Regions from separate parts of the Homo sapiens genome. Here all the other regions are linked to region 1. A link is a contact called in ENCODE Hi-C or POLR2A ChIA-PET data. All regions are on one chromosome and are shown on one strand. Each heading gives the region's core, a stretch centred on a gene start or an enhancer-like site at or near the end of the contact. The rest is flanking DNA. Distances are from core to core; before and after follow the strand shown.

Region 1 (3,623 bases), core at 892-3,391:
CCACGGCCCTGTCCCGCCCCCTTCCGGGCAGGCAGAGGCCCCGGGGCTGCCCTGCCGCCTGGGCCCGGCCCCCGCGGCAGCAGCCGAGCGGCCGCACCCCTTTGTGGGGCTGTCGTGCCGGGAGGGGCGCGGGCGAGGCGGGCCCGGGCGGCGCTGGGACTTGTAGGCCGGGAGCCCGGGCGCCTCCGGGCTGAAGCCCGTGGCCACGCCACCGACGCGGCTCCAGCCTGCCCAGGCAACGCGACGGCTGGGGACAGCCTTGGAAAAACTGAAGGGGAAACCGAGGCCTGGTGAAGGGATCCAGCTGGCGCAAAAGCACGCGGCCGCGCAGTGGCCGCCTCCCCCGGCCTCTAGGGGGCAAGTGAAGGTCACACTTAAATGAAAGTTTTCAAAGTCGCTTCGAAGGGCCTCCGGCTGGGCCAGAGCTTTCCCCCACCCCACCTTGTTCCATCGTGGATACACTCAACAAACATATCCCAGAGCCCTCTCCTTGCCAGGCCCTCCAGCTTGGGCAAAACATCCCAGGTCCCTGTTCTCGCAGCGCCCAAATAGCAGGGGAGGGGCTCCAGGCAGGCGAACACACAGGGCCGGGGAGGTGGGAAACTCCGCGAAGGAAGGAGAGGAAACCACGCGGGATGAAGGGCAACGGGGGCCGCAAGCGGGGGCAGGAGCGCCAGGAACGAGGAACGAAGGGGGAAGGGAGGAAAGGACGCCCAGGCTTCCGGAAGACTCGGGGGTCCCATCCCCACTGTGCAGAGGGCTAGAGCGGGAGCTGGGGGAGGGAGAGGTCAGAGGTCAAGGCTGCCGCGTGGAGCGTGGGCCGTGGAGTGGGGGAGGGGGCGGGCAGACTCCTCCCCGCCGGCAGCCAGGGCAGAGGGCTGGAGGAAACGCGGAGAACTCCTCGGTGCTGGAGGAAACGAGGGGAACTCCTCGCCGGCCTTGCGGTCCCCCACAGCCCACGGAGTGCCACTCCCAGTCCCCACAGACCCCACCTGCGTCGCCCTGTGCTGAGAGGAGGCCGCAGGGCTGGGGCCGGGAGTGACCCCAATTAGAGCTGCTGTTTCCCAGCTGCATAGGTCCCAACCGCGGGGGCTGGAGATGAGGCGGGCTTGAGGCCCCTAGTCCCGGCTTCAGAGGTGGAGGGTGTGACCCGCAGGTCCGGGATCCCGGGGTCTGTGCAGTCACACGGCCCTTCCCTTCGCTCAGGAAAGCCCGGGGCTGAGTTTCATGCTCAACCGCTGCCAACTTGAAATTCCTAGCTTTTGAATAAGGGGCCCCGCGTTTGCATTTTGCACTGGGCCCCGAAAATTCTGTGGCTGGCCCTGCCTGGTGTGAAGCTCACAGAGCCCCACTATGCGCCGCCTTTCTATGGCTGGGGGCCGGATGAGGGACCCGGGTCTGCTCTTACTCGCCCCAAGGGTCCCTGACACCAGCCCAGAACGGGGTGGAGCTGGAAAGAGCCCACACCTGCTTCCTCTGCCCACCTCATCTCCCGCGGGGCCTCTGAGACCGCCCGGGACCCGCTTCTATCGCGGCACCGTGGTGTAGCTCCCTCCGGGGTCGTATGCTGTATGTTTACTAGCCGAATTCTCAGTCCTGGACGCTCCGTGGGGCCAGGGAATATGATCTGTGCTCCGCTGCAGCCTCGCGCCCAGAGTAAATATCGGTCGGATGAACTAATCTTACATATAAAACAGAAATCATTTCCCTTTTTTAATATGGCACGTGGCTCTTCCCTAAGTCGCCCTGGGTTAAATACCGACTCAATTAACAAGATGCTAAAAACCGTTTACGTTTTTTTACGTTTTTTACGTTTAATTCACCAGACGGTGCGCTCCACGAGGGAAGGGGCCTGGCCTCCCTAGTTCAGGGTTGTGCTTAGTGCCTGCAACCGGCCGGGCCCGCGGGGGCAGCCAGGAGAGAAAGGCGCGCCCAGCGCCCCCAGGCCCGGATCCGCCCTCAGCCCGCGTGCGCTCCCCTCCCCCCTCCCCCCAATCGCCGCGCGCCCGGGTGCGGCTGGGCGGGGTTAGAACTACGCTTCCCGGCGGTCCCCGCGCGCCCGGGGCGGGGCGGGGCCGGCTGGGGGCGGGGCTGAGCTGGCGGGGGCGGCAGGCTACAAAGCCCGGGGGCGGTGCCGGGGCGCAGAGTCCCCGCAGCGCCGGTCGGGAGCGCAGCGCGGCGCACGTCGGCGCGCACGGCGGGACGGGCGCCGGAGTGGTCGGGCCTGGCGGCTGGACGGGCGCCCCTCGCTGCCCCGCGCGCTCCCCGCCGCCCCCCATGAGCGCAGCCCCGCGCGGCCCGGGTCCGTAGGCGGCGGGGCGCCCCCCATGCTGCTGCAGCCCGCGCCGTGCGCCCCGAGCGCGGGCTTCCCGCGGCCCCTGGCCGCCCCCGGCGCCATGCACGGCTCGCAGAAGGACACCACGTTCACCAAGATCTTCGTGGGCGGCCTGCCGTACCACACTACCGACGCCTCGCTCAGGAAGTACTTCGAGGGCTTCGGCGACATCGAGGAGGCCGTGGTCATCACCGACCGCCAGACGGGCAAGTCCCGCGGCTACGGCTTCGTAAGTGGCCCCCGCGCCCGGGCCCGCACCCCGCCGCACACCTTATCGCGGCCCGGGCGCCGAGTCCACTCCGGGGCACACGCCCAGACGGCCCGCTGCCGCCCCCGCCCCAGGCGCCTCCAGCCGGCGCCCGCACCTGCCGCCTCTCCCGGGCGCGCTCCTGCCGGTCCCGCCCCCACCACCCCAGGCCCCGGCCCCCACCCCCACCCCCACCCCCACCCCCACCCCCGGTTTAAAAGGAAGAGCCGCTGTGTTCAATTAGGACTCCTAAGTTGGTGGGGAGGTTTTGGAGCCAGAGGGCACTCGGGATTTCCTGGAGCAGCGGGGGGTGAGGAGCAATGGCTCCACCCCGGGGTGTTAGGAGCTCTTCGGCCTCCCCCATATTTTTAACAGCCCTCTCAGCCGCCCCAAATAAACATCAGCTTAAGTAAAAACGTCTTGAAGACACTTTCCTGCTTACCTTCCAAGCATAGCGTCGCAAACTCCTTCTCAGAGGAAAGTCTCGGCCCTCACTGGTGGGCAAGTCCAGGCGGCCCCCCAAGCTCCCTTCGGGGTTCATTTTTGCCCTATCCCCGCAGGGGATTATTTTTGTCCTTGAAGGCCACATTTCCCAGGCCTTGAACTTTGACGGGAGGAGCTGGAATCCAGGAGGCATCTTTGTGGGAGAGCCCCAGGTAGGGTTCAGAGGAGCTTTGGCTCAAGGACCCTGGGTCACAGGCACCCTCAGAGGAAGGGAAGAGAGGGGTGGCAGCATCCGGTGCCAGGGCGGAGCCGTCTGCCCCTTTCGCCCCTGGTTCCCCCCACGGCAGCCCCTGATGTGTCTCTGCTCCACCAGGTGACCATGGCCGACCGGGCGGCAGCTGAGAGGGCTTGCAAAGACCCGAACCCCATCATCGACGGCCGCAAGGCCAACGTGAACCTGGCATATCTGGGCGCCAAGCCGCGGAGCCTCCAGACGGGTGAGAGCTTGTGTTTTCCTGCCTGGCTCTTCTCGGTTTCTATATTGGGTGTCGGTATCTGTCGGGTGGAAAGAGGCCCCCCCTCCTCGCCCCAGCAGTG
Region 2 (3,791 bases), core at 538-3,037, 3.8 Mb before region 1:
CATTCAACCAACTCAAAAGCAATGAAGACATAATTGAATCAACCTGAACTAAATCAGACCTAGGCTTCTTAAAACATACAGCTTAATGCTTCCAAACGATCTAGAAAACTGAAAAACCTAGCTACGCTGTAGGACACACAGTGGCCAATAATACAGGACCCCCAAACTGGCCAGTGGACCACTGCAACCGCCATTTACTTTCTCCGTGTTTAGGAATGTTCAACGCTCCAAGCCCCATAGACTGATTCAGGAAGATAAACTGAGGCTCAAGGAATTTCGAGGTAGAACAATACACCAAAGCCTTAAACCTGAAATGACTACCCTTTTCTGGGGGGTGGGGGGAAAGAAAAAGAAAAAAAAGTTTCTGGGGCTCTCAGGGCGGCCCAGATGCCAGGGTCCCAGAAGTGGCCTTTTCTAGCTCCTGTAACTAAACCTGGCGGAAAACTCCCTGCCTGCTCACCCCACCCCCACCCGCCCAAGAAAGCGCCTTCCCGTCTTCGGTGGCCCTACCCAGAATCCCAAAATGTGGGTTCCAACCCGGGCCCTGAACATCTTCTCAAACTCCCGGGACCCAGGTTCCGGCGCGCGCCCCGCGTGCCGGGTCTTGCCCCTCGGGCGGGACCGCCCAGGCAGCCCCAAATCCAGCCTCCCGGGCCCCCAGCAGCGCCCTCCGCCTCTCCACCATCCCGTCCGGCTCGCAGTCGGGGCCAAATCGAGAGACAAGAGGGCTGTGCCTGAAACTGAGCGGTTTCACCACTCGGCACCTCCTGGCAGAAACTTCCCTTAAAAAAAAAAAAAAAGAAAAGAAAAAAAAAAGCAGCAGCACTTTTGGGCTAGCATTTCAATCCTTCCTGCCCTTTAGAGTTCCCAGTTCTGCTTCCAGCTGGCTTTGGGTGTTCCACTAGAATTGAGTTGTAAAGATATTCTTTAAGTGTTTATAGAACATTAAGACTTAAAAAAATCTTTAAAATTAGAGGAGGGAAAAAAAAAGCCACCTTATCGCACACATCCAGGAAACGCAGCCCCGTGCATCCCTGTTCAGGGATGAGCAGGCGCCCCAAGACTCCCGGGGACAGATTTTTGGGCACCCGAGGGAGTCACGGGGCGCGCGTCGGGGTCCGCGGCGAGGCCCAGCCCCTCCCGCGGTCCCTTAGAGGCGCCCTCCGCCCGGCCCGAGTGGACCGTCCCGGCCATTGTTTACGGGGGGATGCCCGTCCGGACGCATTGTTTTGGCCGCTTCCAACTTGCCCCGGCCCTTCCCCGGGCATCGCGGGGGGACCCTACGCCGACGTTCCCCCTCCGCCCGCGCCCCAAGGGCCAACTGGGCAAATTGGGAGACCCGCCCCGCGGGGCGACCCAACTTTTCGGAACAGCCCCCCACCGCCCACCCCCGCAGACCCCCGCTCCCGGCGGAGATTCAGGGAACCCCGCACCCCAAGCCCCTCTGAATCGTGCGGCGTGAGTGTGACGGCCAAGAGCGGATGCAGCCCGGGATCGCCCGCACCTTCCCGCGGGCGGAAGCGCAGGAGCCGGCTGGGGAGGGGGCGCCCTAGAGGAGCGGATAGAAAGCTGAGACGGGGAACTGAGGTCATCCTGGGGGGGGACAAGACAACGAGAGCCGGGCGCCTCGGGGGCGGCGCGGGAGCCTCCGCAGGACCGGGCGGGCGCCCCGGCTGGCGCGGGCGGGGGGCGCGCCCCCTTTACCTGCGGCTCCGGCTCCTCGGCCATTTCCTCGCGCGGCGGCGGCCGGGACTGAGCTGACACCACTCGGGCCGGCCGGGTTTGAATGAGGAGGAGCGGGCGCGGAGGGGAGGGGGCGGGGAGGGCGGAGGGAGGGAGGGAGGCGTCGCGGAGTTTCTCTCAGCCTTTTGTGCGGACACCTCCCGGATTCCGCGCCCGCACCCGGCCCCCCAAAAGACACGGGGAGCCGCGGGCGAGGGGTGCAGCCATCCGCCGAGGAGCCTAGTGCCTTCGCGCCTCCAAGACCCCCCCCCAACAAAAAAGGAGCGTCCCCCACCCCCACCCCCGCCCGGAGAATATAGGGGCCGGGCTCACCTCGGGCGCGGGGCTAAGGTGAGCGGGGCGGGGGTGCGCACGGGGGCAAAGGCGCGGGCGCCCCCTACTCGTCCGCGCGGGGACAGTGCAGGCGCGGGGGGTCCCTAGAGCCGCCGGGGCGCGGCGCGTCCGGCGCTGGGGGACTGTTGGGTCAGAAAGTGTTCAGGGAGCAGCTGTTGCGCCCTCCCTCGGCCCCGCCGCTCGGAGACGCCCCGCCCCCTGCCTTCACCGGCCGCCCCGCCCCCTGCCTTCACCGGCCGCCCGGCCACGCCCCACACCGCCCCGGCCCCGCCCCAGCGCCCACGTGACTAGCATAGGCGCGCCCCTGCTCCGCCCCCCGCCGCCGACTCCGCCTCCGGGACGGGAGCGAGCGGCGAGCGCGCGCACTCCCAGTTCTCGCTCGGCGACTCCCGCGCACGCGCGCGCCGTGCCACCCTCCCCGCGCCCCCCGCCCCGCACCCCTCCTCCCGCCATCCGGCTTAACGTGGCGGGCGCGCGCCGCGGCGGTAGCCGTGACAGGTACCCGGGGAGGCCGGAGGGAGGGGGCCGCGAGGGTGTGCGCAGGCGCAGATCCGGCCCTGTCCCCGCCGCCCCCTCCTCTGCAAGGTGTGCGCGGGCGAGGGGAGGGGCCCGCGGCCCGAACCCCTGGGTCACCCCGAATTACAAACAAAAACCTTAACGCCGTTGCTCGCGGGTTAGAAGGCAGCTGTGCGCGAAAAACACCAAAGATTTTCTTCAAGCTTGAGGAAGGTCGAGAAGATAAACAGTTTTTAAATGAGTATCTTCAGAAAGCTATTTAATTGTTGTGATTTTTTTTTTTCTGAAAGGGCTGGGCTTGCGCTATTCTAACTTGAGATTTCTAAACTTAGCCTAGGTTCCAAGAATCTACTTGGTTTTGATAGAAATCCATTTGGAGGAAACCGGGGACAAAAAAAGGGACAAAAAAAAAAAAAAAAAAACCGCTACCCTTTCCCCTCCTCCCTACGCACAACTCATTTAAAGCGTTTCCCAAATGTTTTCTTTCCTTACTGAAAAAAAGGACAAAAAAAAGATCCTGATTCCTAAGGCCTGTGATATTTCCCCATTTTAAATAAGCTTCGAGGAACCATAGACATAACAAGCACATCCACAATTTTTCTACCCCAAAATGCAAACTAATGCAAATGTGAAATGGATCTATGCAAGTCGCTACTAACAAAATAGCCAAATATTTGTGTTTTTACCGGCCTTCAGCATATCCAAAATGAAAAAACTTTAAAACACATCAAGAAAAGCATTTAAAATATCTATTTCCTAAATCAAAAGAAAGAACGCACTACAGAAACGATCCGGAGCTGGTGAGCAATGCAATCTTAATAAATAGGAAAAGGAATTTGAGAAGACAGCTCAGCAAAGGGGAAGAATTTGCCAAGTGTCATGTTTTGCTGTCATTTTATATATAACTACTAACCCCACATATGGTCTGGTTAGTCTTTTTTAAAAAGGAAGCGAATCAATTACTCACAATTAATTAGCAGTGCCAGTAGATTCTTAGGCCAGCACTAAAAAACTAAATTGGGTGAATTTTTTTTCACTCAAGTCCACTGATATTGATCACTTTTAGTATTAGGATTCCTTTTCTGACAAAGGATGAATACCTATCTTTAAAATATATTTTTTAAACTTATTGTCACATTCTAAAACACAGTCCAAAAACACTTCATAAACAAGAAACTTCATTTAACTTTATGAAAACA
Region 3 (3,873 bases), core at 1,316-3,815, 4.7 Mb after region 1:
GCACCCTCCCTGCCTTCAGTCCGGGGGCTCAGAGGCCAGCTCCTTTTCAAGGCAGAATCAGCTCCTGCTAGTGAAGCATGCACCCCACCCCCAACACAGCCAGAAGCCTGTGGCTCAGAAACTAGGAGGCATGAAGTACAGGATTTGTGACCTTGGATTTCCTTACTTGGAAAATGGGGTGGGGTGGGGGGACAGAAGGACTTTGACTCCACATGGGATCACCAGGCCAGCTCACTCAGGAGACCTGGTTGGCACCTCCTCCTGACAGGTGCACCCTGTATATCCAAGTGGGGAAGGATGTGCTGTGTTGAGAAGCTGAGAGTCTGGGTCGCGCTTCCCAGGGCCAGATGCCCCAGTCGCTGGAGACCTCTCCTCCCTGAGCTGGGCTGACTCCATGGCTTTGCTGTCTCTGTTCTCTTCCTGCATATGATGTTCCAGGAGCCAAGAAGCAATTCTAGAATGTACAGGTCAATCTTGGCAGATGAAACTGAATTTTCCCTCTTCTCTTCTGCTTCCTGTGTCCCCTTCCTTAAACTCATCACTGTTCTCTTACTGGCCATTGCCGGGCTCTGGTGGGAGCAGGTTGGCTTCACCTTTGTGAAGAGACAAGAGACAGTGTGATGCGGCCCCAAGCCTGTGGAGGATGCCACCAGGCCAGACTGCAACTTCTCTGCGTGACTCCCCCGTGCTGGGCCTCTGTTTCCCCTTCTGTCAAATGGGGAGTCACAGCGTCTACCCTGCAGGGCAGGTAAGATCTTCTTATTATAGTCAGAAACACATTCTAGGTCCTTACCAAGTCCACACTTACACAAACAGGTGAATTAAATATTTCACAAAATAATACTTACTTTCACCATGCGAGATACTATTATTTTCTTTTTTTCCTTTAGAAATAGGGTCTTGCTGCCACCCCTGCGTGCAGTAGTCCAATCACAGCTCATTGCAGCCTCCAACTCCTGGGCTCAAGTGATCCTCCCGCCTCTGCCTCCACCTCCCCAGGAGCTGGAACTACAAGTATGTGCCCCCACACTCGCCCAATTTTTTTTAAAGTTTTTTTTTTTTTTGTAGAGATGGGGTCTCCATATGTCGCCCAGGCTGATCTCAAACTCCTGGCCTCCAGTGATCTTCCCGCTTCGGCCTCCCAGAGTGCTGAGATTACAGGCATGAGCCACCCACCACGCCATCTGATATCTTCTAGCTTATTCTATTTCATTTTTATTATTATTTTTCTTGAGACGGGGTCTAGCTCTGTCGCCCAGGCTGGAATGCAGTGGTGAGATCTCTGCTGACTGCAATCTTCACGTCTCAGGCTCAAGCGATTCTCCTGCCTCAGACTCCCGAGTAGCTGGGGATTACACGTGTCTGTCACCACGCCCGGCTAGTTTTTTTGTATTTTTAGAGTAGAGACAGGGTTTCACCATTTTGCCCAGGCTGGTCTTGAACTCCTCACCTCAAGTGATCCGCCCGCCTCCGCCTCCCAAAGTGTTGGGATTACAGGCGTGAGCCACCGCGCCCAGCCTATTGCATTTTTATAGTCACCACCCACTACTTTTTTTTTCCAGGACCCAATATTGGTCCGTGATCTGATGATGTTCACGGTCAAGACGGAAGCAAAAAAAGCACACACCGCGCGCCCTCGGTCACTAATCACGCGGAGTATACGCGAGGAGGGCCCGCAGCTAAGCGACGGCGGGCGGCCGAGCTTCCTCCACGGCCGGGGAGGTGGGCAAGGCCTCCGGGCCGCAGCCCCGGGTACGAGCGGAGGCTCCGAGGCCCCCGGTAGCCAGTCAGAATTTATTTTAAGGGAAATGGAAAGCTGCGGCAGGCTTTGGGAGGAGGGGCAGGATTAAAAGAGAAAGTGTGCTCAGCATGTTATATTTAGAGGCTGCCACGCCGGAAGCGCCGCCTTCCCGGGAGCTGCCGCCGCGCCCGCCCCCCGCCGGCACCTGGGCACTGGGGCGGGAGTCCCGGGGCTGCCCGGGAACACCCGGCGCCCAGGGCCTCCGCCACTCCCCGGTCCCCCATGAGGGTGAGGGCTATAGGCGCATCTGGCCCAAGATAGGGGAGTCGTCCGGACCCCACTTCTGTAGGAGGGGAAACTGAGGCCAAGGGGGCAAAGCCCCCGTGTTCGCGGCGCCCAGGGTCCGGGGCGGCGCCGGCACGCGCGCGGGCGGGGCCTGGCGCTCCTCCCCGGTCCCGCCCACTGAGCGTGCAAACCGCAGCCGCCCGCCCACGCGCACGCGCGCTCCTCCCGGGCCGCTTCCCACCCCTCCCCCCGCCCGCTCAGTCTCGTGCTCCCAGCTCCGCGAGGGGCCCGCCGGGAGCCGGCCGAGGGTGGGGCGGATCGCCGGGGAGACCCGCCCCCGGCCAGCGGCGCCTTGCTGCGCAGGAACGACGCGAGGGCCCGCCCCCCAGCTGGCGGCCCGGCCATATTTAAAGGACGGCGGGCGCGGCGAGCCAATGGGCGGCGAGCGTGAAGGGGCGGTGCGTGGCGGTGCGTGGCGGCGCGAGGCCCCGGATGTGGCTGCGGCGGCCCCTCCTCCCCCGCGCTCCTCTCAGAGCCCCAGTCGCGCGCCCCTTCTTGGTTCGCTCGGTGCCCGCGCAGGCCCCTCGGGCGGTGGCGAGGAGGCGCCCAGGCGGAGGCGGCGGCGGGCGGAGGAGCGCAGGAGCGGGCGGCCAGGCCACCGCGCGGCGGCGGAGCGGGCCGCGGCCCGGCGCTCCTTCCCCACCGCGGCCCGACGCACCCCGGCCGCCGCCATGAGCGGCTCCTCAGGCACCCCGTATCTGGGCAGCAAGATCAGCCTCATCTCCAAGGCGCAGATCCGCTACGAGGGCATTCTCTACACCATCGACACCGACAACTCCACCGTGGCGCTCGCCAAAGGTAGCGGCCGCCGCCCGCCCGAGCCCGCTGACCCCCGTCCGCCAACAGCCCCGGCCTGCGGTGCCCTCCCCGCCCCGGGGCGCCCCGGAGCCTGGCGCCCAGACCCCGCCCAGAACCCACCCAGGGCACACCCGGCCCGAGATCCCCTGCCCGCGCCTTCACCCCGGACGCCCCCGAGGCGCCCCCTTCCCGCGCGCCACCCTCCCCCAGCGTAGCCGGCCGCACAATGGTCTCCCTGGGCTCCCAGGGCGGCGGGATTGTGCGCGGGCGCCCGGCGGTGTTTGGTGAGGGGCGGGCCCGGCCCCCGCGGTGCCGCCCCCTCGGCCGCCCAGCCCACCTCTGCAGGTGCCAGCTCCGAGGAGCAGGGCGGCTCCCGTCAGCGGGCCTCCTCCCCGCCAGCCTGGGGGGATCCCTGCGGGGGAGCCTCGAGGTCGGGTGGCGGGGCCAGTGTCCCGGCGTCTCCCGAAGGCTGGGGGTGGGGTCACAACACGCGAATCCTGCAAGCCTTTCTGGAACTTATTAGACAGCTGGGGCCTTGATCCTGAACAAATACCGCGTCCTAATGCGGCCTCCTGCCAAGGCAGAAGCATCCGTTGGCAGCCAGATGCCCCGGTTTAAACGGTTCTCCTGCTCTATCCTGACCTTCCCACTGTGGGGCTTACCTTTTGGTGACAGCCGCCTGTGGGTGCTCGTAACCGGCTGTGGCCGCTGGAGGACTTACAGGAGGGGGGCTCTTTAGAGTCAGAATCTCTGAGGTTGTTGAGGCAGCGGGTGGTCCAGAGTTTCTTTGTCTTCATCACCCAGAGAAGACGGGGAGTGCACTTCCCCTGCCTCTCAGAGAAAAGTGCCCGTGGAGCCACGTCTGCCTAAGCCCGTGTGTGTGCTGGATCTGGCGCTAGGCTCCCAGGGGTTCTTGAAGTGTCTAGACGCGTCTGAAACGCTGCTTAGGTCACAGGGAACTTCATGTGTAGAAGAACGCACTCATTCCA

What was found. Hi-C counts contacts between places; a loop is a spot of excess contacts on that map. ChIA-PET counts read pairs that join two places held with the same protein, here RNA polymerase II (POLR2A). Pooled maps may share reads with other maps.
Region 2: a pooled map shows a loop between it and region 1 (27-fold over the local background). The contact joins the promoter of ZNF217 here to the promoter of RBM38 in region 1. A Hi-C loop is called at or near these places in 6 of 37 single-sample maps with no recorded cell type and 14 of 50 pooled maps. POLR2A ChIA-PET finds 5 or more read pairs at or near these places in 1 of 52 experiments (T-cell).
Region 3: a loop to region 1 is called in a map with no recorded cell type, with 10 times the contacts of the local background. The contact joins the promoter of LSM14B here to the promoter of RBM38 in region 1. A Hi-C loop is called at or near these places in 2 of 37 single-sample maps with no recorded cell type and 6 of 50 pooled maps.

What each region holds. Positions count from the first base shown.
Region 1 is chr20:57,389,255-57,392,877 of GRCh38, forward strand. RBM38 (RNA binding motif protein 38) reads left to right here and starts at 2,142. Exons shown (of 4, transcript NM_017495.6): 1 at 2,142-2,564; 2 at 3,400-3,523. The coding sequence starts at 2,328. RBM38-AS1 (RBM38 antisense RNA 1) reads right to left here. Exons shown (of 2, transcript NR_149006.1): 1 at 3,025-3,623. RefSeq lists silencers at 1-214, 1,825-2,224, 2,575-2,764 and enhancers at 1,859-2,360, 2,361-2,860, 3,615-3,623.
Region 2 is chr20:53,592,052-53,595,842 of GRCh38, forward strand. ZNF217 (zinc finger protein 217) reads right to left here and starts at 1,788. Exons shown (of 6, transcript NM_006526.3): 1 at 1,705-1,788. RefSeq lists silencers at 499-738, 1,159-1,308, 1,799-1,878, 1,969-2,808.
Region 3 is chr20:62,119,910-62,123,782 of GRCh38, forward strand. It overlaps LSM14B (LSM family member 14B), which reads left to right and starts at 2,566. Exons shown (of 9, transcript NM_144703.3): 1 at 2,566-2,884. The coding sequence starts at 2,758. It overlaps LOC105372706 (a long non-coding RNA gene), which reads right to left and starts at 3,775. Exons shown (of 3, transcript XR_936963.2): 1 at 3,547-3,775. RefSeq lists silencers at 1,625-2,714, 2,875-3,414 and enhancers at 2,078-2,765, 2,766-3,454, 3,455-3,873.